2 separate regions of the Homo sapiens genome follow, and region 1 is linked to region 2. Evidence: chromatin loops called from intact Hi-C (ENCODE). Cell type or tissue: OCI-LY7. All regions are shown on one strand. Each heading gives the region's core, and the rest is flanking DNA. Links, peaks and the distances in the headings are about the cores only.

Evidence for each region. Peaks named below come from ENCODE experiments on the same cell type or tissue, not always from the same donor. Only the 100,000 strongest peaks of a DNase experiment are listed, where the experiment ranks them.
Region 1: a loop joins it to region 2, with 8 times the contacts of the local background. A loop is called at or near these places in 14 of 110 quality-filtered maps.

Annotation. Positions count from the first base shown.
Region 1 is chr7:101,789,337-101,803,671 of GRCh38, reverse strand. No RefSeq gene overlaps it. Among named protein-coding and RNA genes, the nearest start is that of CUX1, 21 kb to the left of the region's middle. In OCI-LY7, for the core only: a CTCF peak has its summit at 3,031; DNase peaks (open chromatin) are centred at 3,049, 5,351, 6,501 and 6,821; H3K4me3 peaks cover 1,232 bases; H3K27ac peaks cover 4,359 bases.
Region 2 is chr7:101,734,364-101,751,315 of GRCh38, reverse strand. No RefSeq gene overlaps it. Among named protein-coding and RNA genes, the nearest start is that of CUX1, 75 kb to the left of the region's middle. RefSeq lists enhancers at 6,327-6,847, 7,476-8,419, 9,903-9,972, 10,093-10,172 and a silencer at 7,477-7,596. In OCI-LY7, for the core only: CTCF peaks have their summits at 7,761 and 7,966; DNase peaks (open chromatin) are centred at 6,575, 7,105, 7,525, 7,785 and 2 weaker places; H3K4me3 peaks cover 4,126 bases; H3K27ac peaks cover 5,000 bases.

The sequences.
Region 1 (14,335 bases), core at 2,415-7,414, 55 kb before region 2:
GAAGGGATCTTTGGCCCTGCTCTCCTTCAATAACTCTGTTTCATTGCTATTAGAACATTGCATTCACCAGCCCAGATCCATATCCTATAATGGTCTCAGCCCATTAGGAGTGTAGTGTTTGTTCTTACTTTCTTGTTCCTGGAATATCATTTTTTGCTTAACTTCAGGATGATGAAAATACCTGAGGGATGGAGCCATAGCACTGCAGTTTTAGGACAGGGAAAATATTATGTGTGATGTTGTAATGGTAAGCACGTGACATGCATTTTTCACAATCCTCGGAACTGTACAACTAGAAAGGTAAACCCTAATGTAAACTGTGGACTTTAGTTAATAGCGATGTAATAACAATGTGTCAATATGGTTCTGTTTTTTTGTTTGTTTGTTTGTTTTTCAGAAGCAAAATCTCCCTCTGTCGCCCAGGCTGGAGAGCAGTGGCGAAGCCTTGAACTCCTGGGCTCTGGCGATCCTCCTGCCTCAGCCTCCCAAGTAGCTGAGACTAGGGCTGTGTGCCACTACATAGAGCTAGTATTAAAAAAAAAAAATTTTTTTTTTGGCCAGGAGCAGTGGCTCACACCTGTAATCCCTGCATTTTGGGAGGCCAAGGCAGGCAGATCACCTGAGGTCAGGAGTTCGAGACCAGCCTGCGTGGCGAAACCCCATTTCTACTAAAAATACAAAAACTATCTGGGCATGGTGGTGGGTGCCTGTAATCCTAGCTACTCGGGAGGCTGAGGCAGGAGAATCACTTGAACCCAGGAGGCAGAGGTTGTAGTGAGCTGAGATTGCTCCAATGCACTCCAGCCTGGGGAACAGAGTGAGACTCCACCTCAGAAAAAAAAAATTGTAGAAACATGCTGGTCTCAGAGTCCTGGCTCAAGTGATCTTCCTGCCTCGGTCTCCCAAAGCACTGGGATAACAGGTGCGAACCACTGCACTTGGCCAATATGGTTTAATTTTTGTTTGTTTGTTTTCAAATTTTTTGAGACAGGTTCGTTCTCTGTCACCCAGTGAGGTGTGTCATCATACCTCACTACAGCCTCCAACTCCTGGGCTCAAGCGATCCTCCTACCTCAGCCTTCTGAGTAGCTGGAACTACAGGCACACCCCACCACACCCAGCTAATTTTTTCATTTTTTGGCTGGGTGTGGTGGCTCACACCTGTAATCTCAGCACTTTGGGAGGCCAAGGCAGGTGGATCACTTGAGGTCAGGAGTTTGAGACCAGCCTGGTCAGCATGGTGAAACCCCATTTCTACTAAAAATAACAAAAGTTACCCTGGTGTGATGGTGCACACCTGTAACTCCAGCTATTCGTGTGGCTGAGGCATGAGAATTGTTTGAACCTGGGAGGCAGAGGTTGCAGTGAGCTGAGATCACGCCATTGCACTCCAACTTAGGTGACAGAGTGATACCCTGTCTCAAAAAAAAAAAAAGGTATATGTGTGTGTGTGTGTGTGTGTGTGTGTGTGTGTGTGTGTGTGTGTGTAGAGACAGGGGGTCTCCCTATGTTGCCTAGGCTGGTCTTGAACTCCTGACCTCAAGCGATCTTCCTGCCTCAGACCCCTAAAATGCTGGGATTATAGGCATGAGCCACTGTGCCTGGCCGTGGCGTTACCTTTCCCAGGCTGTGGCCTCAACCCCTGAGCCACTGGCCTCATCTTCCTGACTTGCTAGAAATAGTGGTCGGGGGAAATCACCAAATCCTCTAAAGGCTCTGGAGCCCAAACTAAGTGAAGGAAGCAAAGAGTCTTGTTGCACAGAATAAAAACCGCCTTCCTACCCATCTCAGATCCCACTGAGCAACTGAAGTCTTACTCTTTGGTATCCTGAGGCCAAGATTGCAATAACCATTGAGTAAAAAGCAACCACAATAGGCCAGCAGCCACTTCTAAAACATATTTTAAACACAGATGGAAACTTCCCAGCACATCCTGTCTGGTTGTCTAGTCCCCAAACTCTGTGAGATTGAATTTCCGTGGCATGTCACTGATTAATAAAACCATCAATTTAACATCTATTCCCAACGTGTATCATGGGTGAGACAGGCCCTATTGCTGTTATCTGGAATTGAGCTTGTTCATGATTCATTAGCCAGGTGTGGTGGCACATGCCTGTAATCCCAGCTATTTGGGAAGCTGAGGCAGGAGAACTGCTTGAACCCGGGAGGTGGAGGTTGCAGTGAGCTGAGATCGTACTGCTGCACTCCAGCCTGAGCAGCAGAGCGAGACTCTAGGTGAAAAAAGAAAAAAAAAAAATAACAAAAACAGGTTGTTCATAATTCAACAAAAGCCAAATCACAAAGCCACAGAATTCATTGGGAATTATAGTCGGTAATAATTACAAGTTGCTTTAGTGGTGTGATGAGCAGGAAAAGGCAGAAATTGTGAAGTTTCAGAAGAGGCCCAGTTGCTTGTACTGGTTGTATGACTTCCTTATGCCTCACTTTTCCCATCCATAAAATGGGGGCAATAAAACTTGCTTCACGAGCTTGTAAGGAATAATTAAGATAACACATGTCGGCCAGGTGCTGTGGCTCATGCCTGTAATCCCAGCACTTTGGGAGGCCAAGGCGGGTGCATCACTTGAGGTCAGGAGTTCAAGACCAGCCTGGTCAACATGGTGAAACCCCGTCTCTACTAAAAATACAAAAATTAGCCAGGTGTGGTGGCACATGCCTATAGTCCCAGCTACTCTGGAGGTTGAGGCAGGAGAATTGCTTGTACCCGGGAGGCAGAGGTTGCAGTGAGCCAAGATTGTGCCACTGCACTCCAGCCTAGGCGACAGAGTGAGACGCTATCTCAAAAAAAAAAAAAATGATAACACATGTCCAGTGTCTGTGGGACACCTAGCATGTATAAAGGCCAGTTTCTATCCCAGCACTTGGGGAGGCCGAGGTAGGGGGATGGCTTGAGGCCAGGAGCTCAAGACCAGCCTGGGCAACATAGCAAGACTACGTCTCTACAAAAGATTCAAAAAGTTAGCTGGGGCACGGTGGCACATGCACTTGTTTTCCCAGCTGCTCAGGAGGCTGAGGCAGGAGAATCACTTCAGCCCAGCAGTTGGCGCCTGCAATGAGCTGAGATCGTACCACTGCACTCCAGCCTGGGTAACAGAGTGAGACTGTCTCAAAAAATTTGTTTTTTTAAAATTGCCTGAGCCTAAGAAGATATAGTAGGTGAAAAATGAACATAAAATGATGCGTGGGTGACATCTTCTCTATTTTGCTCTGTGTTTCCAAGCATCTGATATAAATAATTTACAGTGTTAAAAATGAGTTAACAGGCAGGGTTTTTGATGGACAGAAGAAAATTCATTCTAAAAGAGGGCTAGTCTTCATAATGAGAGGCTGCTGAGTGGAGGAAAATTTCGAATTTAGACAAGCATCTTTTACATAGTTATTAATCCGGTTGGATAGAATTTTTAATAATTAAATGGTATTACTGCAATATAAGTGATATTTTATTAAGCTTAAATGAAATGTGCATTTAGGAACTTCATTTGAAACATTGCCTACTTTGTTATTCTATTTTTCATAATTGCATATGTTTGGAAATTATGTTTTGCCTTCCGCACTGTATTATCTGCCTTAGCCCTTTGCCTTATTTATAGGAATGTTATTTCTTATGTTTTAAGGAAATTGATATGAAAGCTCTAAATGACAAACTCCGAAGCTAGCTTCAAAAGTTTCTGACTAATCGCTAATGAAATATCCATAATAGATGAGGAAGAAAGCATAAATCCCAATGAAACACAGCTTCACTTCGTAAGTGTCTCGTGTTTGTTTGACAGCTTTTGAAATTTTCTTTGTCATTTGGAAAATCAATACAAAATACAGCTAAACACCAGACTTTGCCTCTCAGCCTAAGACAAAATAAAAGATTGAAAGCTTCCATATCACCAGCTGTCAATTTTTGAAGATCATATTGCTTAATGCAATAATTTTTTTCTCTGCCCAAACATTACTCAGCCTCCATGATCTCTTGTTAAGACCCAGATGCACACACATTATGTCTGTGAATTCACAAAGACGCGAGACAGCTGGTGGTTATCGGTTTAGTCGATTAATATAGAGAGAATGGTAATGAATGACTACCGTCTCCACCCCTGCCCACTCTTATTTTGAGAGTAAATTGTGCACCCTGGCTTCCTGAAAGAGCACGGATTAACCAGCGCTCCTAACTGTCCTTTGCTTGTTGTTTGTTTGTGAGGTGTTTGTTTGTTTGTTTGTTTGTTTGGAGACTGGATTTCACTTTGTCTTCCAGGCTGGAGTGCAGTGGAGCAATCATAGCTCATTGCAGCCTCAAACTCCTGGGCTCAAGTGATCCTCCTGCCACAGCCTCCCAAGTAGCTAGGACCACGGAAGTGTGCCACCACACCTGGCTAATTAAAAAAAATTTTTTTTTATAGAGACAGGGTCTCTCTATGTTGCCCAGGCTGGTCTCAAACTCCTGGCCTCAAGCAATCCTCTTGCCTCAGCCTCCTGAGTAGCTGGGACTACAGGTGCATGCCCAGCTATTAAAAAAAAAACAAAAAAAAAAACCTTTTTTTTTTTTTTTGAGACAGAGTCTTGCTCTGTTGTCCAGCCTGGAGTGCAATGGCTCGATCTTGGCTCACTGCAACCTCTGTCTGCCGGGTTCAAGCAATCCTTCTGCCTCAGCCTCCCGAGTAGCTGGGACTACAGGCAAGCACCACCATGCCAATCTAGTTTTTTATATTTTTAGTACAGATGGGGTTTCACCATGCTGGCCAGGCTGGTCTCGAACTCCTGACCTCAAGTGATCTGCCTGCCTCGGCCTCCCAAAGTGCTGGGATTACAGGCGTGAGCCACCGTGGCCAACCAAAAACAATCTTTATAGTGATGGGGTCTTGCTATATTGCCCAAGCTGGCCTCAAACTCCTGGACTCAAGCAATCCTCCCAAAGTGTTGGGATTACAGGCGTAAGCCACCACAGCCAGCCTCCTAGTCCCTTCTTAACTTCTCTTAAATCGTCCCTGTTTGATTCTGTTTCCTGCTAGTCCCCTGACGGATACAGCAGGAATTAAAAAATATATATTTAACTTGTACATAAGTGAATGGAAATGAATAAAGAAAACATGTACACAACTTAGCAAAGTAGGATTCAGTTGGGAGCTGGTTCACTTTTCCCTGTTGTTAGTATGCATAATACCACACTTTTCTTTCTTTCTTTTTTTTTTTTTTTTTTGAGACAGCGTCTCGCTTCATCGCCCAGGCTGGAGTGCAGTGCAGTGGCGTGATCTCAGCTCACTGCTACCTCCACCTCCCGGGCTCAAGCAATTCTCTTGCCTCAGCCTCCTGAGTAGCTGGACTACAGGTGCGCCACCACGCCTGGCTGATTTTTTGCATTTTAGTTGAGACGTGATTTCATCATGTTGCCCAGGGTGGTCTTGAACTCCTGAGCTCAGGCGATCCACCCCCCTCGGCCTCTCAAAGTGCTAGGATTACAGGCATGAACCACCACACCCAGCCTAGTATGCATAATACCATAATTTTTTTAAAAAATTTTAAGTTCTGGGATACATGTGCAGAAAGTGCAGGTTTGCTATATAGGTATACATGTGCCATGGTGGTTTGCTGCACCTATCGACCTGTCATCTAGGTTTTAAGCCCCGCATGCATTAGACATCTGTCCTAATGTTCTCTCTCTCCTTGCCCCCCCACCCCCCAACAGGCCCCGGTGTGTGATGTTCCCCTCCCTGTGTCCATGTGTTCTCATTGTTCAACTCCCACTTATGAGGGAGAACATGCGGTGTTTGGTTTTCTGTTCCCGTGTTAGTTTGCTGAGAATGACGGCTTCCAGCTTCATCCATGTCCCTGCAAAGGACATTAACTCATTCTTTCTTTCTTTATTTTTTTTTTGAGATGGAGTTTCTCTCTTGTTGCCCAGGCTGGAGTGCAGTGGTGCCATCTCGGCTCACTGCAACCTCTGCCTCCGAGGTTCAAGTGATTCTCCTGCCTCAGCCTCCCAAGTAGCTGGGATTAATTACATGCATGCACCACTATGCCTGGCTAATTTTGTATTTTTAGTGGAGGCGAGGTTTTAGCATGTTGGTCAGGCTGGTGTCAAACTCCTGACCTCAGGTGATCCACCTGCCTCAGCCTCCCAGAGTGCTGGGATTACAGGGGTGAGCCACTGTGCCCGGCCAAACTCATTCTTTTTTATGGCTGCATAGTATTCCATGGTGGCGTAATACCATAATTCTAATGCATCCCTGATTTAGTTCTTTTTCTGCTAACCTCTAAACACAGGGAGGCAGGCACCAAGCCTGTCTTCCTCCTTTCTCATTCTTTTGACTTCAGGGCCAGGCTGTGTCAATAAAGATGTGTAGAATGAATGAAGGCATTCCTGGCTGATTGTATGCAATGACAACATCTCTTGCTGGGTCTGAGGCCGAAGTCCTTTGCTGTTCTGATCTGAGAGCATTTAGCTCTGAGGATCAAGTGAGAAGCCTCAAAGGCCATGTGCTCAAAGCGTAGAACAGTCTGACCCCTGTTTCCTGCAACAGACAGGGGCGAGTTAAAGGTGATACACTCTCTTGCAAACGGCTCACGGGGTGTCCTGGGAACTCTCATGGGGAGACGTGGAGTTTCTGGTGTGGGTGAAGATTGGGAAAGACATTTGCAAAGTGAGGACCAACAGAGGCCGAGGGCTGGAAAGAACAGGCTTTCATCATTGTCAGGGAACTGTGACAGAGAGAAGCAAGCCCAGGAAACGAGTTGGGTAACCTTCAGCTTCTCCATTACTTTTTTTTTTTTTCTTTGAGACAGAGTCTCGCTCTGTCACCCAGGCTGGAGTGCAGTGGCGCGATCTCGGCTCACTGCGAGCTCCACCTCTCGGGTTCACGCCATTCTCCTGCCTCGGCCTCCTGAGCAGCTGGGACTACAAGTGTCTGCCACACACCTGGCTAATTTTTGTGTATTTTTGGTAGAGACGGGGTTTCACCGTGTTAGCCAGGATGGCTTTTTTTTTTTTTTTTTTTTTTGAGATGGAGTCTCGCTCTGTCACCAGGCTGGAGTGCAGTGGCACAATCTCAGCTCACTGCAACCTCCGCCTCCTGGGTTCAAGAGATTCTCCTGCCTCAGCCTCCCAAGTAGCTGGGATTACAGATGCCCGCCACCACGCCCGGCCAATTTTTCTATTTTTAGTAGAGAGGGGTTTCACCATGTTGGCCAGGGTGGTCTCGAACTCCTGATCTCATAATCCGCCTGCCTCGGCCTCCCAATCTGCATTACTTTTATTAATAACACTTAGCCTTGAAGCATGGATCTGGAGACAGGCATGTGAAGGCATCCAGTTTGCAGAAAGAACTTGGTCAAGTTTGACTTCAACAATTTCTCTTGGAGGAAAAAAAAAAAGCAGCAGCTCTGAACTCCAGTGGGATTTCCTGCACCTTAAATCTTGGGCATCGAGATCGCCTGGGTATGGTCATCACTAAAAGGACAATGGTAGGGTATTGGAAGTAAGTAGCATAGGCCAGATGGGGTGACTAATGCCTGTAATCCCAGCACTTTGGGAGGCCAAGGCTGGTGGATCACCTGAGGTCAGGAGTTCAAGAGCAACCTGGGCAACATGATGAAACCCCATCTCTACTAAAAATACAAAAATTAGCTGGGCATGGTGGCGGGCACCCGTAATCCCAGCTACGTAGGAGGTTGAGGTATTGCTTGAACTGGGAGGTAGAGGTTGCAGTGAGCCGAGATCACGCCATTGCACTCCAACCTGGGTGACAAGAGCAAAACTCTGTCTCAAAATAAATAAACATATAAATAATAAAATGTCTGCTATAGTGTTTGGCACAGAATAGATGCTCAAATTTTGGGGAGCTAGGACTTATCATTCTGGTTCCACTTTGGTATCATTAGTCTGCTCATGGTGTGTTTAGGCCACCTCAAGTCCTCTGGCCAGACTCTTAAAGGAGGCCAGCCTCCATGGGCTCACACCTTGGTGAAGGCGGCATCCCCCACCAGGCATAGGTAAGTATGGACTTCTCCTCCAGGCTAGGCTGTGCTGTGCTAGGCCAGGCAACCCTGACATGCGTGGTATTAGGTGGGGCCGGAAAAAAGGGGCTTAAGAAGGTGATGCAGGGCTGGGTGCAATGTAATCCCAGCACTTTGGGAGGCCGAGGCAGAAGGATCACAGGGTCAAGAGATCGAGACCATCCTGGCCAACATGGTGAAACCCCATGTCTACTAAAAATACAAAAATTAGCTGGGTGTGGTGGCATGTGCCTGTAGTCCCAGCTACTCGGGAGGCTGAGGCAGGAGAATTGCTTGAACTTGGGAGGTGGAGGTTGCAGTGAGCTGAGATCACGCCATTGCATTCCAGCCTGGGTGACAGAGTGAGACTCCGTCTCAAAAAAAAACAAAAAATGATGATACAGAAATCAGGTCCGTAAAGCCCAGTTTCTGCCTTGGGCAGCTTCTAGGTCATGGATGGTGGAGAGATGATAGAAGTGGACACCACGTGACTGGACCCTCACTGTGCATCAGAAAGAGGGAAAGATTGGGAACGACAGCCCAGACCCTTCTGCTTTTCTTTTTTTCTTTTTTTAGATGGAGTCTTGCTCTGTCGCCCAGGCTGGAGTGCAGTGGCGCAATCTCGGCTCACTGCAAGCTCCACCTCCCGGGTTCACACCATTCTCCTGCCTCAGTCTCCTGAGTAGCTGGGACTACAGGCACCCGCCACCACGCCCGGCTAATTTTTTGTATTTTTAGTAGAGACGGGGTTTCGCTGTGTTAGCCAGGATGGTCTCAATCTCCTGACCTCATGATCCGCCCACCTCAGCCTCCCAAAGTGCTGGGATTACAGGCGTGAGCCACTGCACCTGGCCTTCTTTTTCTTTTTTAGAGAAAAAGGTCTTGCTTTGTTGCCCAGGCTGGAGTGCAGTGGTGCGACCATAACTCACTGTACCCTCAAACTCCTGGGCTCAAGGGATCCTCCCATCTCAGCCTCCCAAGTAGCTGGGACTACAGGCACATGCCACCACTCCTGGATAAATTTTTTTTTTTTTAATAGAGATGAGGTCTCACTATGTTGCCTGGGCTTGTTTCAAACTCCTGGCCTCAAGTGATCTGCGGCCTCCCAGAGCACTAGGATTATGGGTGTGAGCCACCGCTCCCAACCTGCTTCTGCTTTTCATTTCCCTTCATTCCCTCCCCCTTGGGTTCTATACTCTCAAGTTCACAGGATCTAGGGACCAAGTCACCCAGTGGCCATTCTCCAGGGCCACCTGGGTGAGCCTCCTGAAATGCTTACCTCTGGCATCTCTCCTTTTTTCCCTTTTTTGAAGACAGTCTCCCTCTGTTGCCCAGGCTGGAGTGCAGTGGTGCAATCTCAACTCACTGCAACCTCCGCCTCCCAGGTTCGAGCGATTCTCCGGCCTCAGCCTCCCGAGTAGCTGGGATTACAGGTGTGCACCACCATACCCAGCTAATTTTTGTATTTTTAGTAGAGACAGGGTCTTGCCATGTTGGCCAGGCTGGTCTCAAACTCCTGGCCTCATGTGATCCACCTGACTCAGCCTCCCAGAGTGGTGGGATTATAGGCGTGAGCCACTGTGCCCCGCCTGGCCTCTCTCCGGCAAGTCTTTCACGCTCCTCGCTATTTTCCCTGGAGTTAAGCTCTAAGCCCCTACTTCCAGTCTCAGCCTCTATCCTTCCATCAGTGCTCCAGCCCTCCAGAATCCTCCCTCCTCCCTGCTCCCCAGACACCATGTACACCAATAGGGCCCCACAGTCCTTTAATGGCCAGCGTCCACCATGACTGGTCAGGGCCCCTCCCTTCTGATTGGACAGTTGTTAAAGCGTTTTCTAACATCCACCCGCATCTGAACGTCCCAGGCACCAGAGTCATCACTGATTCCTTTCTTTGCCCGGGGTTTAATCACTCCATGCAAGGGACGGGCATGTCTTCTGTCCCACTTTGTAAGGGTGCCCAACTCTCCAGGCCAAGGCTATCCTTTGGCCCTCAGAGCACGTCACATGGATTTCATCTCAGAATCGGATGTTGCCTGCAGTCTGTTGGTCTCACTGTGTTTCAGTTATTTTCCAATTTCTTCCACTGACCTGAGCTCCACCTCAGGGCGGAGACCTTGTCATATTTCTCTACAGGCCTGGCACATAGTAGGCATCTAATAAATGTCTTTTTGTTTGTTTGTTTTGAGGCGGACTCTCGCTCTTTCGCCCAAGCTGGAGTGCAGTGGCGCGATCTAGGCTCACTACAACCTCCACCTCCCGGGTTCAAGCTATTCTCTTGTGTCAGCCTCCCGAGTAGCTGGGATCACAGGTACGCGCCACCACACCCAGCTAATTTTTTGTAATTTTAGTAGAGACGGGGTTTCGTCAGGTTGGCCAGGCTGGTCTCGAACTCCTGACCTCAGGTGACCCACCCGCCTCAGCCTCCCAAAATGCCGGGATTACAGCTGTGAGCCACCACGCCCCACCACGTGTAATAAATGTCTGATGAGTGCAGGTAGGAAAAAAGGAGCCGGGCTCCTTCCTCAGTGAAGAGTTAAAGGTCAAGGGTCATGAGGTCTAATCTATCCCTCTGTACAGTTTATTTTCAGGGTCTCCTTTTGTATTTAAGAATGGGTGAGCAGCTGTGGACGGTGGCTCACGCCTGTAATCCCAGCACTTTAGGAGGCTGAGGTGGGAGGATTGCTTGAGCCCAGGAGTTTGAGACCAGCCTGAGCAACATAGCAAGACACCGTCTCTACAAAAAATAAAAAAATTAGCCAGGTGTGGTGGTGTGGGCTTGTAGTCCCTGGTACTTGGGAGGCTGAGGTTGCAATCCTTAAGGAGAATCGCTAGAGCCTGGGAGGTCAAGGTTGCAGTCAGCTTAAATCACACCACTGCACTCCAGCCTCAGTGACAGAGCAAGACCCTGTCTCAAAAAAAAAAAAAAGGGAAAAGAAAAAAATAATGGGAAAACCATACCAGCCACCTCCTACCTTGCTGGAAGGTGACCAGCCTGAGGTCTGGTTTTCCACAATTTCCTGAAAACTTCCCAAACATCTGGCGCCAGTGTGAAAAGAGCCGGGTGAGGCCTGGAGCCAGAATTAGGCCATCAGTGTTCCCTGAACCTGATAAAATCCTAACCGTCCCAGAAGCCAAGCTGGACTGGGGCGTGAGATCATCACATGCCTGAGATACTTGAATCAACTTGTTCACAGCTTTCCTGGGTCATGTTTTTCATAATTCATGATTCACAGGAGACTTTTAACAACAAAAACATTCAGATTAAATTTTTATATGAGATGTTTTTCCTTTCTTCTACAAGCATTATCAACCATTTCGATCACAAAAAAAAAAAAACCCTCTGCCCACCTCCATAATTATTTAAGGATTTTTTTTTTAACTTGTTTTTCTACTTAATTTGATTCAAAGATAGGAACTCTGGGTATCGAAAGGTGGCATTAAATTGTGGTTTCTCAGGTGACTCAGACAATTTGATGATCCAATTTGTTTTCCTTTCTTTCTTTTTTTTCCTTTTTTTTTTTGAGTCAGGGTTTCGCTCTGTCGCCCAGGCTGGAGTGCAGTGGTGTGATCACCAGTCACTGCAGCCTGGAACTCCTGGGCTCCAGCGATCCCCCCATCTCAGCCTCCCAAGTAGCTGGGACTACAGGCATTTGCCACCACACTTGGCTAATTTTTAAATTTTTTGTAGAGATAGGATTTCACTATATTGCCCAGGCTGGTCTTGAACTCCTGGGCTCAAGCAATCCTCCCACCTTGGCCTCCCAAAGTACTGGGATTACAGGGGTGAGCTACCATGCCTGGCGCTTTTTTTTTTTATTAAATAGTACATGATGCCCTGTCCCTCAAATGAAAACAAATAGGGCAGATTGCTTGAGCCCAGGAGTTTGAGACCAGCCTGGGTAACATGGCGAAACCCTGTCTCTACAAAAAAATACAAAAATTAGCTGGGCATGGTAGCACGTGCGTGTAATCCCAGCTACTCGGGAGGCTGAAGTGGGAGGATCACTTGAGTGCAGAACATCAAGTTTACAGTGAGCCGTGATCATGCCACTGCACTCCAGCCTGGGTGACAGAACAAGATCCTGTCTCAAAAAAAAAAAAAAAAAGAAAAAGAAAGAAAAAGAAAAGAAAACCACACCAGAAAATCTTTTAGCAATACCCTCAAGTCAGTTTTCTCTTTTTTCTTTTTTTTCTGCTGAAAGAATACTCAAAGAAACAGCCCAGCTCTTTTTATTTCTCATGGATACTTTTCAGGGACCTATGTGTGTAACCATTAAAAGACATATTGGAACCATGCTGAAAATTCCATCTCTTTGAATAAGGACTGACTTCACCCAGTCCCCAAGAAGTAACAAGACGGCTGATTACTGTCATTATTTTTGCCATTTGAAAACTCTCCACAGATGTTTCTTTCTCTACGGTCAGAGAGGCTGCTGCTTCAAGAGTAAGACTTGTGCCATGTTGCCTTCAAACAGGAGAAGGGGAGGGGAAAACGATTTAAAAACAAGAGGGAGCTGGGTGCTGTGGCTCATACCTGTAATCCCAGAGCTTTGGGAGGCCAAGGCAGGAGGACTGCTTGAGACAAGGAGTTCGAGTCCGGCCTGGGCAACATAGTGAGATCCCATCTCTATGACTGATAATTAAAAAAAACAAAACAAAACATGTTTTAATTAAAAAAAGAAAAATCAACAAAGAGTATTTTTATGATGGTCTTTTGGAAACAAGTTTGCTTTCTCTTGTTTTCTCTGTGCTATAAGGCCAAGGGCACAGGTCCCTCCTCCGAGGTGAGGCTCCTCTCTCTGACCAGGTGGGGAGTAGGTCTGGCTGCACAGTGGAGGGTGGAGCATTGCCCGTCATTCCTTCAGGACTGACACCCTCAGTGCCCCGCTGCTGGGAATGCTGGTGGCTAACAGCTTTTAGCTGAGTCCTTTTGCAAATATAGCCTCCCCAAAGACAGCCACCTTGGTCAAGTCCATGGCCCTCCCCGAAGGCAGCCAACATCTATGGCTTCTCAGTGTAGGGGTTATAAAGGCCCAGTCCCCATGCCTCAGGGTGGGACAACCCTGATGGGTGAACGCAGTTCCGGGGACCTCACAGGATTTGCTGTGGCCTTTGTTTGTGACTTTAGAGCAGCTCAGCCCTTCCCTCACTTCCTTAAATGAATTGATCCAGAAGTATTGACCCAGTCCCAAAAAGCTTTCTTCACTGAAAATTCTGTCTCAGAGTCCGCTTCCCGGAGAACTGATTTTTTTTTTTTTTTTTTTTTTTTTTTTGATACAGAGTTTCGCTCCTGTTGCCCAGGCTGGAGTGCAATGGCGCAATCTCACCTCACCTCAACCTCCGCCTCCTGGGTTCAAGCGATTCTCCTGCCTCAGCCTCCCGAGTAGCTGGGATTACAGGCATGCGCCACCATACCCAGCTAATTTTGTATTTTTAGTAGAGATGGGGTTTCTCCATGTTGGTCAGGCTGGTCTCGAACTCCTGACCTCTGGTATCTGCCCACCTCAGCCTCCCAAAGTGCTGGGATTACAGGCGTGAACCACTGCACCCAGGCTTTTTTTTTTTTTTTTTTTTTTTGAGACAAAGTCTTGCTCTGTTGCCCAGGCTGGAGTGCAATGGCGCGATCTCGGCTCATGGCAACCTCTGCCTCCCAGGTTCAAGTGATTCTCCTGCCTCAGCCTCCTGAGTAGTTGGGATTACAGACGCCCACCACGACCAGCTAATTGAGAACTGAGTTTGACCTAATACAAGCAGAGAGGTGGAAGGGGGCCTGATTGGGAAGAGGCTGCTGAGGGCATAGGGGTAGGGTTTGCTGGTCAAAGGTAAAGCTTTAAGCACATGACTGAGGAGTCGTGGGCCAAGAACTACCCTCATTCTTCTTCTCCTTTTCTTTTTTTTTTTTAATTTCTTAAATTTTAATTTTTTTAGAGACAGGGTCTGGTTCTGTTGCCCGGGCTGGAGCACTGTGGTGCGATCATAGCTCACTGCAGCCTCAAATTCCTGAGTTCAAGGGATCCTCCCACCTCAGCCTCCCAAATAGCTGGAGCTACAGGCATGCACCACCACACCTGGCTAATTTTTGTATTTTTAGTAGAGATGGGGATTCACCATGTTGGCCAGGCTGGTCTCAAACTCCTGACCTCAAGCGATCCTCCCGCCTTGGCCTCCCAAAGTGCTGGGATTCCAGGCCTGAGCATCCGCACACGGCCCCCATGCTTCTTCAGTGGGCTTTTTCTGTGGAACCTCCATGATGTGCCTCACCTCTGACCCATTACCAGTGATCTTTATTTTTTTTAATACCTTGTTAATTTGTTGTTGTTGTTATTTATTATAGATT
Region 2 (16,952 bases), core at 4,892-9,891:
TGTCTGCAGTTTACTTTGAAAGGCGTTATAGGGCCGGGTGCAGTGGCTCACGCCTGTAATCCCAGCACTTTGGGAGGCCGAGGCATGCGGGTCACGAGGTCAGGAGATCAAGACCATCCTGGCTAACACAGTGAAACCCTGTCTCTACTAAAAATACAAAAAAAATTAGCCGGGCGTGGTGGCGGGCGCCTGTAGTCCTAGTTTCTCGGGAGGCTGAGGCAGGAGAATGGCGTGAACCCAGGAGGCGGAGGTTGCAGTGAGCCGAGATCGCACCACTGCACTCCAGCCTGGGGGACAGAGCAAGACTCCATCTCAAAACAAAATAAAAATATAAAATGAAAGGCATTATGAAAACTAGGATGGATTTATGGCTGGATAGAGCGAGGTTAGGTAGGTGAATGGTTGTGAGATAAAAGATAATAAAATGTTAGTGTGGAATCTAGGAAGAGGTATATATTTGCTCATTGTAATATTATTTCAACTCTGCTGCATGTTGGGAAATTTGCATAATAAAATGCTGGAAAAAATTTCCACTAATAGAAAAATATATTCACTCATAGAAAAATTGGAGAATACAGAGGAGTGAGCCCCCAAATCTCCAATTATCCCACAACTCAACAATATTTTCTAATATTTCCTTCTGCCTTTATTATTATTATTATTTGAGACAGGGTCTTGCTGTATCACCCAGGCTGGAGTACAGTGGTGCAATCATGGCTCACTGCAGCCTCAAACTCCTGGCCTCAAGTCATCTTCCCATCTCAGCCTCCAGAGTAGCTGCGGCTACAGGCATGCGCCACCACGGTTGGCTAATTTTTAAAATTTTTTGTAGAGATGGGGTCTTGCTATGTCGCCTAGGTTGGTCTTGAAAACCTGGGCTCAAGCGATTCTCCCGCCTCGGCCTCCCAAAGCTCTGCGATTACAGGCATGAGCCACTGTGCCCAGCCCCTCCTGCCTTTTAAAACGTGTTTGTTGTTGTTTACAAATCTGGAATTATTCCATATATATATGTTTTTTCATTCCTGCCTTTATCACACACCACAGCTAATAGTTTTTGAGTGTTTATATTGTGGCAGGCACTGTGATAAATCCTTTACATAAATTATCTCATTTAATCTTGTATCGTGCTGACAGCACTTCTCCCATGCTAATAAAAGAAGTCCACAGGCATTGCTTGTAATGGTGATTTGATAGTCCATCACATGGGATTAGTTAACTATTGCTGGAAATTTAGGTTGTTTCCCATTTTTCACCATTATAAACAGAGTCTCTGAAACACTCTTAGGCAGAAGGCTTTTTTTTTTTTTTTTTTTTTTTAGATACAGGGTCTCGCTATGTTGCCCACGCTGGTCTTGAACTCCTGACCTTATGTGATCCTCCTACTTCTGCCTCTGAAAGTCCTGGGATTACAGGCATGAACTGCCATGCCCGACCAACAGAAGTCCTATCTCCTCTCTCTCCCCTGCTCCTAGGGACAACTTCCTCACCTGATCACTTCTCTGGTCCTATCGTCCACTAAAGCATTACCACCCCCCCCACCTTGCAGGCATTTTAATGTCTTGGCTACCTCTTGGAGGCTCCCTCTGTCCATTGGGGGTTGGAGGCCACATCCACTAAGTCAGAGCCTCTGTCTTTTCAGCAGAGCCAGGCAGGGACTGCACCCAGGTGGCCCACAGCACCAGCAGACAGCGGCTTCAACTACCCTCCATCCACTGGAAAGGGACTTGTGGGGAGTATGCGGGGAGCACAGGTGGGGGACCAGGGGAACTGGAGGGACCAGATATCTGGAGGCCTGTGGGGTGGGCAGGGGTTAGAGGACATCCTTTGGAGGGGGTCTAGACGGAGATGGTTACCCACAAAGAGCAGTAGGGTGGGAGAGATCTTTTATGTTTGTTTCTATAGTTGAATGTGCCAGTTAAATCTCATTCTGTCTGCTAGTATGGCTACTTCTCAATATTTAGGAGAAATTTCTGTTTTGTTTCTCCAGCTCTATTTTAAACCTCAAGTTTCAAATCGAACTGCTGTCTCGGTGCCAGCCGCTAACAGGCAGCGACAAGGATAGAGAACTGTACACACTCAACAATCCCTTGGCTGAGCACAGTGGTTCCCGCCTGTAATCCCAGCACTTTGGGAGGCTAAGGCGGGAAGATCACCTGAGGTCTACCTGGCCAACATGGTGAAACCCCATCTCTATTTTTTTTTTTGAGACAGAGTCTCGCTCTGTCGCCCAGGCTGGAGTGCAGTGGCGCGATATCGGCTCACTGCAAGCTCTGCCTCCCTGGTTCACGCCATTCTTCTGCCTCAGCCTCCCGAGTAGCTGGGACTGCAGGCACCCGCCACCACACCCAGCTAATATTTTTTTGTATTTTTAGTAGAGACAGGGTTTCATCATGTTAGCCAGGATGGTCTTGATCTCCTGACCTCGTGATCCACCCACCTCGGCCTCCCAAAGTGCTGGGATTACAGGCATGAGCCACTGTGCCCAGCCCCCCATCTCTATTAAATATACAAAAAAAAAAAAAAAAAAAAATAGCCAGGCATGGTGGTGGGCACCTGTAATCCCAGCTACTTGGGAGGCTGAGGAGGAGAATCGCTCGAACCCGGGAGGCGGATGTTGCAGTGAGCTGAGATCGCGAGACTGCACTCCAGCCTGGGCAACAAGAGCAAAAATCCGTTTCAAAAAAAAAAAAAAAAAAAAAAAAAACCAATTCCTTGCTATGGCTTTCCAGAGTCAGGGTGAAGTTCCAGAGACCCAGGCACCTGGGCTGGAACCCCAGCCGTGCCAGGTACCCCTGGTGATCTAGGGCACATCCATTTGCCCTCCCCCCACCCGAGCCTCAGTTTCCCCATCTGTAAAGCAAAGGCAATGCATTCCTTCACTTTCTAGTTCTCAGGGGTTGCTGTGGGTGGTGAGACAGGGCCCACGAAGGTTTGCGGTGCGGGGTGGGACGCAGTAGGACCCTCATGGGGTGACTGGTGAGTACAATTGGCCATCCTTTCTCTCCAGCCTCCGTGGGGAGGTCGCCTTGACTCGCAGACTTGGCTTTGCTCCATCTGTGCACGGCTCTCTTCCCTGGAGCCTGAGTGGAATGTTTTCTCTTCCCTCCTCCTCCTCCTCCTCCTCCTCTTCCTGTGACCGTCTGTGGGATGCCTCCAGTGTCCTGGGGTCCCCCGGAGGCGGCCCGAACCCTCTCCCCGCCCAGCGCGGCCCCTCGGCCCACCAGGCTGTTTCCAATTTGAACACCATGCATCTTGTCTCTGAGATCACAGCCGCCTCTTTGATGGAACTAATGATGATCTAGGACTTTGGGGGCCCCAGACCTCCCCAAACTGAGATAAATCCTGCCTCTGTGCAGACAAGGGGCCTCCAGCCCGGCATCTGATCCCCCTCCTCCGGGCTGGACAGGGAGGGGAGGTGTCTGTGGGAGTCCCCTCCCGGCAGGCTGGGAGGGTGGTGGCTGAGTCCAGGGAGACAGGAAGAAAGGGATTTCTCTGAGGCTCCAAAGAGGGTCCCACAACCCGGTGGGGGAGGGTGGCAAGCTTGTGAAAGGGCCTCTTAGAAGGCGGTCTGATCCCATCACAACCCAGGACACAGCTGGAGCAGAAGGCAACTTACACAGGCCAGCCTGCTTCTCAGACTCAGTGCCACTAACTGTTCCTGGCACCTTGCTTGCACCGCTGGGGACGCAGGGAGGAATGACTCTAGTTTCTGCCGCCAGGAGCTCGTGATGAGGGAGAGGGATGGGTAAACCAATGACTCCAATATTGCGTATTGAGGACTGCAATGGTGAGGACCCCAGGGGCTGTGGGAGCACGGCAGATAGGACCTGACGCAGCCTGTAGAGCCTGGAAGGCTTCCTGGAGGAGGTAGCCCTGATCTGGGTCTTGCGCAGGTCCCACAATGAGCAGATGATGTGCCCTGTCCATACAGAATAAACAATAAAAAATGATACTAAACCCTATCAAGCTTGCCCAACCTGCCTTGTTTGGCTGTTGTTGTTCTGTTCTGTTTTAGGCTTTTAGCAGCCTGAAACCATGGTTTTTAGTTTCTGTCTCTAGTGACAAGCGGAAAAGAGGGATGAGGAAGGGGATTTACTGACCCAACCAGAAACAGAAACTAAGAGCCTGTGACTGTATTCTCTCCCTTGGACACCCCTGAAACCATGAAACTTACACATATGCTGAAATTAAAATACCTTCTTTCTAGATTTTCTGATCGGAAAATTTTGGATCCGTTCATCAAAGAAGCTTTATTTTATTATTATTATTATTAATTTTTGAGACTGAATCATGGTCTGTTGCACAGGCTGGAGTGCAGTGGTACGATCTCAGCTCACTGCAACCTCTGCTTCCCAGGTTCAAGTGATTCTCCTGCCTCAAGCTCCCGAGTGGCTGGGATTACAGGTGCCCGCCACCAGGCCTGGCTAATTTTTGTATTTTTAGTAGAGACAGGGTTTTACCACGTTGGCCATGCTGGTCTCGAATTCCTGACCTCAGGTGATCTGCCCTCCTCAGCCTCCCAAAGTGCTGGGATGACAGGCATGAGCCACCACACCCAGTCTATTATTATTAATATTTAGAGATGGGATCTCTGTCAACCAGGCTGGAGTGCAGCAGTGTGTGATCATAGCTCACTGCAGCCTCGAACTCCTGGCCTTAAGCGATCCTCCTGCTTCAGCCTCCCAAAGTGCTGGGATTTTAGGTGCATGCCACCATGCACTTAGCCCATTTTAAGTTTTTAAAGAAATGTGAGTTGGACTCTGGTGAGCAGCAGAAGGTGGAGGAAGAGGAAGTGAAAGGTGAAGGAGGCAGAGGAGGAGCATTGAGTGCTGGGAAGGAGGAGGCACTGGCTGGGGGCTTGCCCTGTCTAAGGAGGGGCGTCCTCCAGGAAAATCAGACTGTTCTGTCATTCATGATCTGTCCTCCAACCTCTAGGAGCATCGCCCCCACCCCTTCCATAGCCGGGGGCCTGGCTCAGAAGCACAAGGTGCTCAGAGATACCAGTGAACCCCAGGGTAACAGTCGGAGTGGGCTTCCTGGAAGGGTCTGGAAGGACACTGACTTATCACCTCATAGCGGCTCCTCACTCTTCACAAGATAAAACTAGACTTTAGAGGGCAACTGTGGTGTGGCTCACACCTGTAATCCCAGCACTTTGGGAGGCCGAGGGCCTCTTGAGGCCAGGAGTCCAGGACCAGCCTGGGCAAACATAGTGAGAACCCATCTCTAAAAAACAATTTAAAAATGAGCCAGGCATGGCAGTGCATGCCTGTAGTCCCAGCTGCTTGGGAGGCTGAGGTGGGAGGATCACTTGAGCCCAGGAGGTTGAGGTTATAGTGAGGCATGATTGTGCCACTGCACTCCAGTCTGGGTGACACAGCAAGACCCTGTCTCAAAAGCAAACAACCCAACCAAAAAACCAACAAAACCCCCAAAATCCCTCAAAGAACAAAAACCCATAATTGTCTCCCACTCCCCCCAAAAAAACAACAAGAAAACTAGACCTTGGAGTGTGGCTTCATGGGCCCCTCTTCCATCTGCCCTTAGATGGATCTTCAATAATGCCCTATCTATATCAGCTCTTGGTTGGCGTGATAGAGATAATACATTCGCTGCTCCAGAGTCACTCGTGGTTCAGGCAAGGTCAAAGAGTCACCAGGAGTCAGTCATCACCTAAGTGGTACCTCCTGCCTGGGAAATGCCTCTATCACTGCCCACCTCCAGGTACCCAGAACTCCGGCCACTACCAAGGATCACTTGAGCCCAGCAGTGTGAGGCTGCAGTGAGCTATGATCATGCCATTGCATCCAGCCTGGGTGACAGAACCACACAGCAAGACCTGGTCCCCCCTGGACCCCCACAAAAAACCCCCAAAAAACTTAAAATGAATTCATTAAAAACTTATTAAAATAAAAATTTAGCATTTAAGGCCAGGCACGGTGGCTCATGCCTGTAATCCCAGCACTTTGGGAGGCCGAGGTGGGTGGATCACTTGAGGTCAGGAGTTTGAGACCAGCCTGGACAACATGGTGAAACCTCATCTCTACTAAAAATACAAAAATTAGCCAGGCATGGTGGTGCATGACTGCAATCGCAGCTGCTCGGGAGGCTGAGGCAGGAGAATCACTTTAACCCAGGAGGCAGAGGTTGCAGGGAGCTCAGATTGCACCACTGCACTCCAGCCTGGGCGACAGAGTGAGTAAGACTTCGTCTCAAACAAATAAACAAACAAAAACAAACAAAACAAAACACAAAACCTTAGTATTTAAAATAAATAATTAAAATGGTATTCATTAAAAAGCTGAAAATCAACCCAGGCTTAATGAAAGAAAGAACTTAGTATGCGTAAAAAAAACTTTAACGAAAACTCTTAGTATTCATTTAAAAACTTTAAACCAAAACTGAATATTCACTTAAAAACTTAAAAAATGAGCTCAGGCTTAAAAAACAAAAACAAACAAACAAAAAAAGAACTCTCCGGGCTTTCTGGGGATGTAACCAAGCTGAGGTTGGGCTTACTTCCCTCCAGCAAAGGGCCCCTTTCAAACCACTTGTGGCTGAGCCATCAGACCCAGATGTGACCTCCCCCCGTCCCGTGGGGGTCAGCAGCTCACCTGGGCCCTCTCCAGCCTGCCCTCCTGCCACCCCTGTTTATGTGTGCACCTCAGGGATTCCAAAAAGGAGTTAGTGTGGGCCTGCCTCTCAGCCACCTGCTTCCACTCTTACCTACATGACTCCATTTTCTGAGCCCGGTAGCTTTTTTTTTTTTTTTTTTTTAACAGAGTCTCGCTCTGGCCCAGGTTGGAGCGCAGTGACACGACCTCGGCTCATCACCGGTTCAAGCGATGGGCTGTAGCTGGGACTACAGGCACACACCATCCCACCTGGCTAAATATTGTATTTTTAGTACAGACGGAATTTCTCCTTGTTGGCCAGGCTCGTCTCGAACTCCTGACCTCAAGTGATCCGCCCGCCTCGGCCTCCCAAAGTACTGGGATTACAGGCGTGAGCCACCACGACCGCAGAGACCCGTAGCTTTCTAAAAGAGACTCTGAGGGTGCTTTCAGTGATGACCCTTGGCAGAAACCGGAGGAAGGGCTGAAGGTGATGGGGGAGGGGCGGAGCTCTGCCTTGAGCTTTGCTGCGGAGCCAAGCCTTCCCTCCTTGTCTAGCTCTGGCACTTTGAGCAGGTTCTGTCGGGGGTATCCCTGCCCTGGAAGCCCCTCTCACCTTCCCAGGTTAGGGGTGGCGTCCCCCAGTCTCCCTGAGGGCAAGGGCTGTTCTCATTTGTTTTGGAGGCCAGCTCTGCTCAGGGCCTGGGAATACAGTAGGTGTCTAATAAATATTTGCAGCGTTGAACTCTGTGCCCAGCAGCCCCTAGCCGTTCACCAGACAGCCTTGGCCTCCGGAGAGTGGGCTTTGGGGGAGGTGGCCTGGGCCGGGGGAGGGTGTGAGAGGCCTCATGGAGGGGGGCGGGGGCGGATCCGGGGTCGCTCTGGCTCAGCCTCCGGGGCCGTCCCCGCTGCCTTTGCAGAAGGCGCCTCCGCTGTGGCTCTTCCCCCTGGGCTGGAGCCAGAGCCTAGCGCACCCGGAGGAGGAGGAGGAGGAGGACGAGGAGGAGGAGGAGGCGGCGGCGGCGGCTGCGTTGCCGTCTGTGCCCATCACCTGAGCTGCACCGGGCGGGGAGGATAACAATTATTGGGAGAGGTTTGAAAAAAAAATCATTATCAAATAACTACAGCTTGCAAAAGTTGGCGGGCGGAACGGAAAACGCGGGCTGGATCGCTCTGGGGACGCCGCCGCCGCTCCCGAGCAGCTCCGCGGTAGCCAGAAATGGAAGGACGTACATCTGCAACGCATTTGTGCGAGGTTCACCTTGGAGACCGCGCTGCTGGATGCAGGCGGCGAGTTCACGCGAAAGGAAAAACTCTTTTAAGAGGGATTTCTCCTTGGGGGACCCTGCCCGGCACGCGCGGCGGGGAAGGGCGCCCCCTGCCAGGCGCGCGCGTGGAGCTGGGACGCTCCGATGGGGTGGGGGCCGCTTCTCTGAGCCTCAGTTTCTCAGTCTGTCCGAGGACTTGTACAGATTCGTGGCTGGCCTTGCAGGACCCTTCCAGTGGGGATATTCTTTTATTATTTTTATTTTTTATTTATTATTTTGTTTAGATGGAGTCTCATTCTTGTCGTCCCAGCTGGAGTGCAGTGGCACAATCTCGGCTCACTGCAACCTCCGCTTCCCGGGTTCAAGTGATTCTCCTGCCTCAGCCTCTCGAGTAGCTGGGATTACAGACCCCCGCCGCCATGCCCGGCTAATTTTTGTATTTCTAGTAGAGGGGTTTCACCATGTTGGCCAGGCTGGTCTTGAACTCCTGGCCTCAAGTGACCTGTCCGCCTAGGCCTCCCAAAGTGCTGACATTACAGGCTGAGCCACTGCGCCCAGCCTCCAGTGGGGATAGTCTAAGAATCTTCTTATTTCTGGCACCAGGTCCCGATGGAGGTAGAGGTACCAGCCCTTAAGGTACCAGGACCTGGTCATCGCATTCCCAGCCCTGTTTACATTCTAGGGTGCTGCGGGTACGTGATGGTCTAAGGAAGATCAAATCCACTTTCCACTTCTCAGGGCCCTGCCGACAAGTGCAACGGTTTGTTCCTTCTCAGGGGAGGAGGGGACCCCTGTCCCCCTTCTCAGGGGCAGTTCCATCCATTCTCACCTCTTGGGTCTTCAGTGTGCACCTCCCACAGCTCACAGACATCCCTGTCTCCCCTAAACCCCTTTGCCGTGACGCCCACCGCCCATCCACCTTCCCCCGCGGGCTTCCTTCTCAGAGTGGTCAGTACGTAGTCTAGTGTCCACATCTTCCTCCCTGCAGTCACTTTGAAGGTGGCCCAAGCTTCAGGGCCCCCCTCCTTCTCCAAACACGGCTGGGCCTCTGGGCTTTTTGGAGTTAGAAAAGGGGAGGGGGGCTGTGGGGAGCGAGAGGTGCAGGAGTGAAGTGTGGGGACCCTTCCTGGGACCCCTCACCCTCACACACACACCACCCCACTTGCCTAAGACAGGCACAACTGGAGCCATCTTGAGACCCAGAATTCCTCTCCAGGTTATGGTGTTTCTCACGGTCCTTGCCCACCAGGAGATAGAAAGTTCTGGAAAGATGCTGTTGGAAAGGTGAAGCTAGAAGCACGGCCTCTTTGCACAGGCTATGCTTTAAGTACTCATAACTGGCTCACATCTACTGAGCCATCACTGTGTACCAAGCACTGTTCTAACGTTTTATTTTTATTTTATTTTTTATTTTTGAGACAGAGTCTTCCTCTGTTGCCCAGGCTGGAGTGCAGTGGCATGATCTCAGCTCACTGCAACCTCTGCCTCCGCCCCCTCTCAAGTGATTCTCCTGCATCAGCTTCCTGAGTAGCTGGGATTACAGGTGCCAGCCACCACACCCAGCTAATTTTTGTATTTTCAGTAGAGATGGGGTTTCACCATGTTGGCCAGGCTGGTCTCGAACTCCTGACCTCAGGTGATCCACCTGCCTTGGCCTCCCAAAGTGGTAGGATTACAGGTGAAATGTTTTAAATGTGTTGTTTTGAAGAGACAGGACCTCCCTCTGTTGCCCAGGCTGGAGTGCAGTGGCGCAATTATGGCTCACTGCAGCTTGAAACTCCTGGGCTCAAGTGATCCTCTCTCCTCAGCCTCCCAAGTAGCTGGGACTACAGGCTTGTGTAGCCACGCCTGGCTAACTTTATAATTTTTTATAGAGTGGGATCTCACTATGTTGCCCAGGCTGATCTCAACTCCTGGCCTCAAGTGATCCTTCTGCCTCCACCTCCCAAAGTGCTGGGATTACCAGTTTAAGCCACCACGCCCAGCCACCAACTCACTTTCACTTGGCTAAATCGCGCCCTGTTTGGAAGACGGAGCCTGAAATTGGCAGGAGAGCTGGATGTGGCCATGGTCCTTCACTGCCCAGGGCGTGCTTGTCCCATCCAGCCTGTACTCCTGTGGCTGTGTGGATGACCAAGGGCTCACCTGGTCTTGCTTTTCTTCACCTCACTCTTCCCAAGAGGCTGGTTCTGACACTAACAGTCACCCATTGGTAAACAGCCCAGCACCAAAAGCCCCTAAGAACCTTCAGATAAGAGACATCCCTTGGGGGAAGGAAGAAAAAAAAAACACAACCTAACAGGAAGCCAAGTGGGTAAACGGTTACTTGCATGATTCTAAAGCCTGCATGTTTCTTCCCCAGGCGAGAGAGACTGAGCCTTTCACTCTCAGAGCCAGCTTGGCCAGAGTCTCAGAAGCAAGGTCTCTGTGCACCTTGGGGCTGTTGGCAGGGCTGAGGAGAGGAGTAACCAAATCATGGGTCTGGGAGAGAAATTTCCTCCGATGCTTTTCTGGCTCCTACCTAGAGAGTTCTCTCACTTCTGAGAGGTATCCTGTGAGGGCACAGTGGACAGGAGCAGAGACCTGGGGTCAGGCAGGCCCAGCACAGAGATGCCTAATGCCCTTGGGAAGTCACTTGACCTTCCCGAATCCACCTTTTTTTTTTTTTTTTTTTTGAGTTGGAGTCTCACTCTGACACCCAGGCTGGAGTGCAGTGGTGCAATCTTGGCTCACTGCAGCCTCCGTCTCCTGGGTTCAAGCAATTCTCCTGCCTCAGCCTCCCAAGTACCTGGGATTATAGGCATGTGCCATCATGCCCGGCTAATTTTTGTATTTTTAATGGAGATGGGGTTTTGCCACGTTGGCCGGGCTGGTCTCGAACTCTTGAGCTCAGGTGATCTGCCCACCTTGGCCTCCCAAACTGCTGGGGTTACAGGCATGAGCCACTGCACTGGGCCCCGAGTCTTCCTTTTAAACCATGAAACGGGGATTGCCCAGGTGTGATGGCTCACATTTATAATCTCAGCTCTTTGGGAGGCCAAGGCAGGAGGATCGCTTGAGGCTAGGAGTTCCAGACCAGTCTGGGCAACATAGCGAGACCTCGTCTCTACAAAAAATAACAATTAAAAAATTAGCCAAGTGTGGTGGCGTGTGCCTACAGTTCCAGCTACTTGGGATGCTGAGGCTGGAGGATGGCTTGAGCCCAGGAGTTGGAGGCTGCAGTGAGCTATGATCACACCACTGCATTCCAGTCTGGGCAACAGAGCAAGACCCTGTCTCTAAAAACCAAACACAAAAAGCCAAAAAACAAAGCTAAAACAACCCCTAGAGGTGTGATCAAAGGGCTGGGGAGGAGGGAGAGAGGAGGAGCTTCCCCAGGGGAGACTTCATCACCAAACTCTGTACCTGCAGGCACCTTGTCCTGCCCTGGAGGTGGGGGTTGGTGAACCGGAAACCCATGACTCACTCCCTCCCTGCCCAGCCAGGCCTGGACAGCTGTGCAAACAGACTGAGGAAGGGGCTTCCAGGCCACACTCTGTGCCTCTCCTCCTCCTCCTCCTCCTCCTCTTCCTCCTCCCTGGAGTCAGCCCAGGCTGGCTCCATCCCTCTGGGCCCCTTCTCTCCCTGAAAATTGCAGGAATGTGCACCACTGTGTTAGAACCAAGTCCTTGGAAGACTCCAGATTTCCCCTAGACTTGGGAGTACTGGGACTTAGGAAGAAGGGGTTGGGGCTGTCCAGGTCTCCCTGGCCCGAGGGTCTCACCCTTAGGTCCTCCGAAGCTCTGTTTCCAAGGATAGCAGACCCGCCCTCACAATAGCACCCACTCACTGAGTCCCTTCTGTCACGGTGCATACCCTGCTGTCCCTGGGACCTGTACTTGGATGTCTCAAGGGCATGTTCAACTCCCCGTGTCCCAAACTCAACTCAGGCTCTCTCCTCTCAGGATATGTCCCCGCCCTCCACCCAGGGCTCAGGCCAGAAGCCTTGGAGTCCTTCTTGACATCACCCTCTCCCTCACCTTCCCCACCCAATCTGACATCAAACTGTGTAGACTCCAGCTCCGAAAAATACCCCAATCCAACTATTCCTGGCCATCTCTGCTGCCCTACCCGTGGGGGCCTCTGCCCTCGCTCCACCTCCCATTCACTCATCCTCCACCCTGCAGCCAGAGTAACCTTTTTTCTTTTTTCTTTTTTTGAGATGGAGTCTCACTCTGTCGCCCAGGCTGGAGTGCAGTGGCACGATCTCGCCTCACTGCAACATCTGCCTGCCCGGTTCAAGCAATTCTCCTGCCTCAGCCACCCAAGTAGCTGGGATTACAGGTGTGCACCACCGTGCATGGCTAATTTTTGTATTTTTAGTAGAGATGGGGTTTCACCATGTTGGCCAGGCTAGTCTTGAACTGCTGACCTCAAGTGATCCTCCTGCCTTGACCTCCCAAAGTGCTGGGATTACAGGCATGCACCACCATGCGTGGCTAATTTTTGTATTTTTAGTAGAGACGGGGTTTCACTTTGTTGGCCAGGCTAGTCTCGAACTCCTGACCTCAAGTGATCCTCCTGCCTTGACCTCCCAAAGTGCTGGGATTACAGGCATGCACCACCACGCATGGCTAATTTTTGTATTTTTAGTAGAGATGGGGTTTCACCATGTTGGCCAGGCTGGTCTTGAACTCCTGACCTCAAGTGATCCTCCTGCCTTGACCTCCCAAAGTGGTAGGATTACAGGCGTGAGCCACTGCGCCTGGCAACCAGAGTAATTTTTTTTTTTTTTTTTTTTTTAGACAGAGTCTCGCTCTGTTGCCCAGGCTGGAGTGCAGTGGCACAATCTCGGCTCACTGCAAGCTCCACCTCCCGGGTTCACGCCATTCTCCTGCCTCAGCCTCTCAAGTAGCTGGGACTACAGGCGTCTGCCACCACACCCGGCTAATTTTTGTATTTTTAGTACAGACGCGGTTTCACCTGGTTAGCCAGGATGGTGTTAATCTCCTGACCTCGTGATCTGCCAGTCTCGGCCTCCCAAAGTGCTGGGATTACAGACGTGAGCCACCGCACCTGGCCCAGAGTAATTTTATTAAAATGTCAATCAGATCACATTTCTCCCTGCTTACAACTTTTTGATAGTTTCTCATTGGATTTAAGACAAAATCCAAATTCCATATATCACAGCCTGCAAGTCCTTCCATGCTGTATCTCCTTGCATAGTTTAATAGTCCCCTGCACTGGACTGTAAGCTCACAGAGGGCAGGAATAGCCCATTTTTATGCACTGGGGCTCCTGTAGGGTGTGAGAGAATCCCAACCCCTTGCCTTTGATCTGAGCTGGACACACTGCAAAGACATGCTCCAAAACTTTTCCCATGTGACACTCATGTGACCCACCTCAAGGGGTGCCACCACCATTTCACCTGTTACGCAGATGGCGAAGCCAAGTTTCCAAGACGGCAGGAGACTTGTAAAAGGGCACACGGATAATAACTGCAGTAGACAGGCTGTACTGGCGTTCACTGTGTGCTATGACCGGTTCTAATCACTCTGTGTGTAGTTTTACATTGAATGCTACATACTAACCCTGAAAAGTAGACAGTCTTCCTTCCTCCCTCCCCTCCTCCCTCTTTCCCTTCCTTCCTCCCTCCCTTCCCTCCTTCTTCCCTCCCTCCCTCCCTCCCTTCCCTCCTTCTTCCCTCCCTCCCTCCCTTCTCTCTCTCTCTCTTTCTTTCTTTTTTTTTTTTTTGGAGACGTTGTCTCGCCCTGTTGCCCAGGCTGGAGTGCAGTGGCACAGTCTCGGCTGACCTCCGCCTCCTGAGTTCAAGTGATTCTCCTGTCTCAGCCTCCTGAGTAGCTGGGATTACAGGCATGTGCCACCACACCCAACTAATTTTTGTATTTTTGTAGAGACAGGGTTTCTCCATGTTGGCCAGGCTGGTCTCAAACTTCTGACCTCAGATGATCTGCCCGCCTCAGCCTCCCAAGGTGCTGGGATTACAGTGTGAGCACCATGCCCAGCCAAACCTCTTTCAATTCTATCATGCATAGCTCTGAGATTCTCATCTGAACATGGCTTCCTTCTCTACATGGATTTGTGCTGAGACATGTGCTAGAAAATGCCATTTCAGTCTTGATGAAATCTCTCGAAACACATTTGAAATCCATTTTCCTTTCTCTCACTTTAATTCCGGGAGGAGTTAAGTCCCAATTGAATTTTCTTTTCTTTTTTTTTCTTTTGTGTGTGTGTGTGTGTGTGTGTGATGAAGTTTCAATCTTGTTGCCCAGGCTGGAGTGCAGTGGTGCGATCTTGGCTCACTGCAACCTCCACCTCCCGGGTTCAAGTGATTCTCCTGCCTCAGCCTCCAAAGTAGCTGGGATTATATGTGCCCACCACCACGCCTGGCTAAATTTTTGTATTTTTATTAGAGACAGGGTTTCATCATGTTGGCCAGGCTGGTCTCGAACTCCGGACCTCAGGTGATCCACCTGCCTTGGCCTCCCAAAGTGCTGGGACTACAGGTGTGAGCCACTGTGTCTGGCCCCAGTTGAATTTTCCTTTGATGTGGGGGCAGCTGTGGCCTGGCCTTTGTGGGGAATGGGTGTGGGCAGGTACAGGTTCCACTTAGTGTTTCATGATGGGAGAAATCTTGGCTGGCTAGAGTAGCTCACGCCTGTAATCCCAGGACTTTGGGAAGCTGAGGCTGGTAGATCACCCGTGGTCAGGAGTTTGAGGCCAGCCTGACCAACAAGGTGAAACTCCGTCTCTATTAAAAATACAAAAATTAGCCAGATGTGGTGGTGGGCGATTGTAATCTCAGCTACTTGGGAGGCTGAGGCAGGAGAATCACTTGAACCTGGGAGGCGGAGGTTGCAGTGAGCCGAGATCATACCACTAGACTCTAGCCTGAGCAACAGCCAGACTCCACCTCAGAAAAAAAAAAAAAAAAAAAGAAAGAAAAGAAATCTCTTAAGGTCTCAGTTTCTCAGCCAGAAGGTGGAGGCCATAGTACTTACCCCTTCTTCTTGCCTTCCTTTCCAGAGCTGATATGCTGGGCAAACGAAATAAACCCACGTGTAGTGGACATCTGGGACTCTGTCTGCCCTGGGCCATTTCCTTGTTTCTTGAATCAGACTCAGTTCTGGTCATCGTGATTGGGCCAATGGGGTGGTCACATGACACCACCTGGGCCTATCACAGCCCTTCCCTGGGACTTCACACTCTAGAGCAGGAGAACAAAATCCCTTTTCTTTTTTTTCTTTTACAGGGTCTTGCTGTGTTGCCCAGGCTGGTGGGCAGTGGTATGATTGTAACTCACAGCAGCCTTGAATTCCTGGGCTCAAATGATCTTTCTGCTTCAGCCTCCTGAAGAGCTGGGACTACAGGCGTGCACCACCATGCCTGGCTAATTTTTAATTTTAATTTTTTTTTATTTTTTTTTTGAGACAGAGTCTCACTATGTCGCCCAGGCTGGAGTGCAGTGGCATGATCTCAGCTCACTGCAACCTCCACCTCCTGGGTTCAAACGATTCTCCTGCCTCAGCCTCCAGAGTAGCTGAGACTACAGGTGCGTGCCACCATGCCTGGCTAATTTTTTATATTTTTAGTAGAGACGGGGTTTCACTGTGTTAGCCAGGATGGTCTTGATCTCCTGACCTTGTGATCTGCCCGCCTCAGCCTCCCAAAGTGCTGGGATTACAGGTGTGAGCCACTGTGACCGGCTGCTAATTTTTGTTTTTTAGAGACAGAATATCCCTCTGTCACCCAGGCTGGATGACAGTGGCATGATGTTCATAGCTCACACTGCAGCCTCGACCTCCTGGGCTCAAGCAGTCCTCCCACCTCAGCCTCCTGAGTAGCTGGGACTGCAGGCCCGCACCACTGGGAATGCAGTGCATGGCTAATTTTAAAATTTTTTGTAGATTTGGGGTCTTGCTTTGTTGCCTATGCTGGTCTGGAACTCCAGGCCTCAAGCGATCCTCCCGTCTCGGCCTCCCAAAGTGCTGGCATTACAGGTGTGAGCCACCGCGCCTGAAGGAATTGTACAATTCATTGTTACTGTGGCCCCATCAGAATAAAATCCCAGTTCCAAAACCTTCCTTGTTTCACATTTCTTCTTCCTCTCTTCCCTCCTTTCTTCTTTCTTTCTATAGCTGGGGTCTGAGCTAGCATTTTAGCCTGCAAAAATTAGGCCAGGCTCAAGCCTTGCCTTTACAGAGCTTGGATTCTGGTTGAGCCAGCCGGCTACAATTCACGTGCCCACATGAGACGTCAGGTTGTACATATATCCTTCAGGTACAGACACAACATGCTGGGGCCCAGAGAGGGAACATAGATTCAGAGTAAGCTCTGGACAGATCTCTTCTGTTCTGTGGGCCTCAATTCCTGCCTGGTGAGAAGAGGTGGCACAAGGCCTGGCCAGCTGGGAATAGGATTCAGGGTATGGGGGTTGCGGTCTCAGGAGGAGGCTTGGTAGAGTGGGAGGTAAACCCTCTCAGAGATCCCTGAGCTGGCCTGTCTGTTCAGACGCTCTGAAAACCTCTCATGACCTGGGACCCAGCTCTGGCTGTAAGGGAGTCATTTTGGAGGCTGTCCAAAGATTCTAAGTCTGCAGGGAGAACTCAAAAAGCGTGGGGAGGGCTGGGCGAGGTGGCTCACACCTGTAATCCCAGCACTTTGGGAGGCCGAGGCGGGCCTGATCACTGCAGTGAACTCCTGATCACTGCAGGTCAGGAGTTCAAGACCAGCCTGGCCAACATGGGTGAAACTCCGTCTCTACTAAAAATACTAAAATTAGCCAGATGTGGTGGCACGCGCCTGCAATCCTAGCTACTTGGGAGGCTGAGGCAGGAGAATCGCTTGAACTCGGGAGGCGGAGGTTGCAGTGAGCCGACATTGCACCACTGCACTCCAGCCTGGATGACAGAGTGAGACTCCGTCTTGGAAAAAAAAAAAATAGTGCTCAGGGAGCTGGCGCTACAGGAGAGGGCAGGTGGCCAGAGGGCTCCCTTCTCTGCCCCTCTGAGGCTCTGTGTGGATCCAGCTCAGGCTGTTTTGGTCATTCCAGCTCTGGTCACCGCCTCTG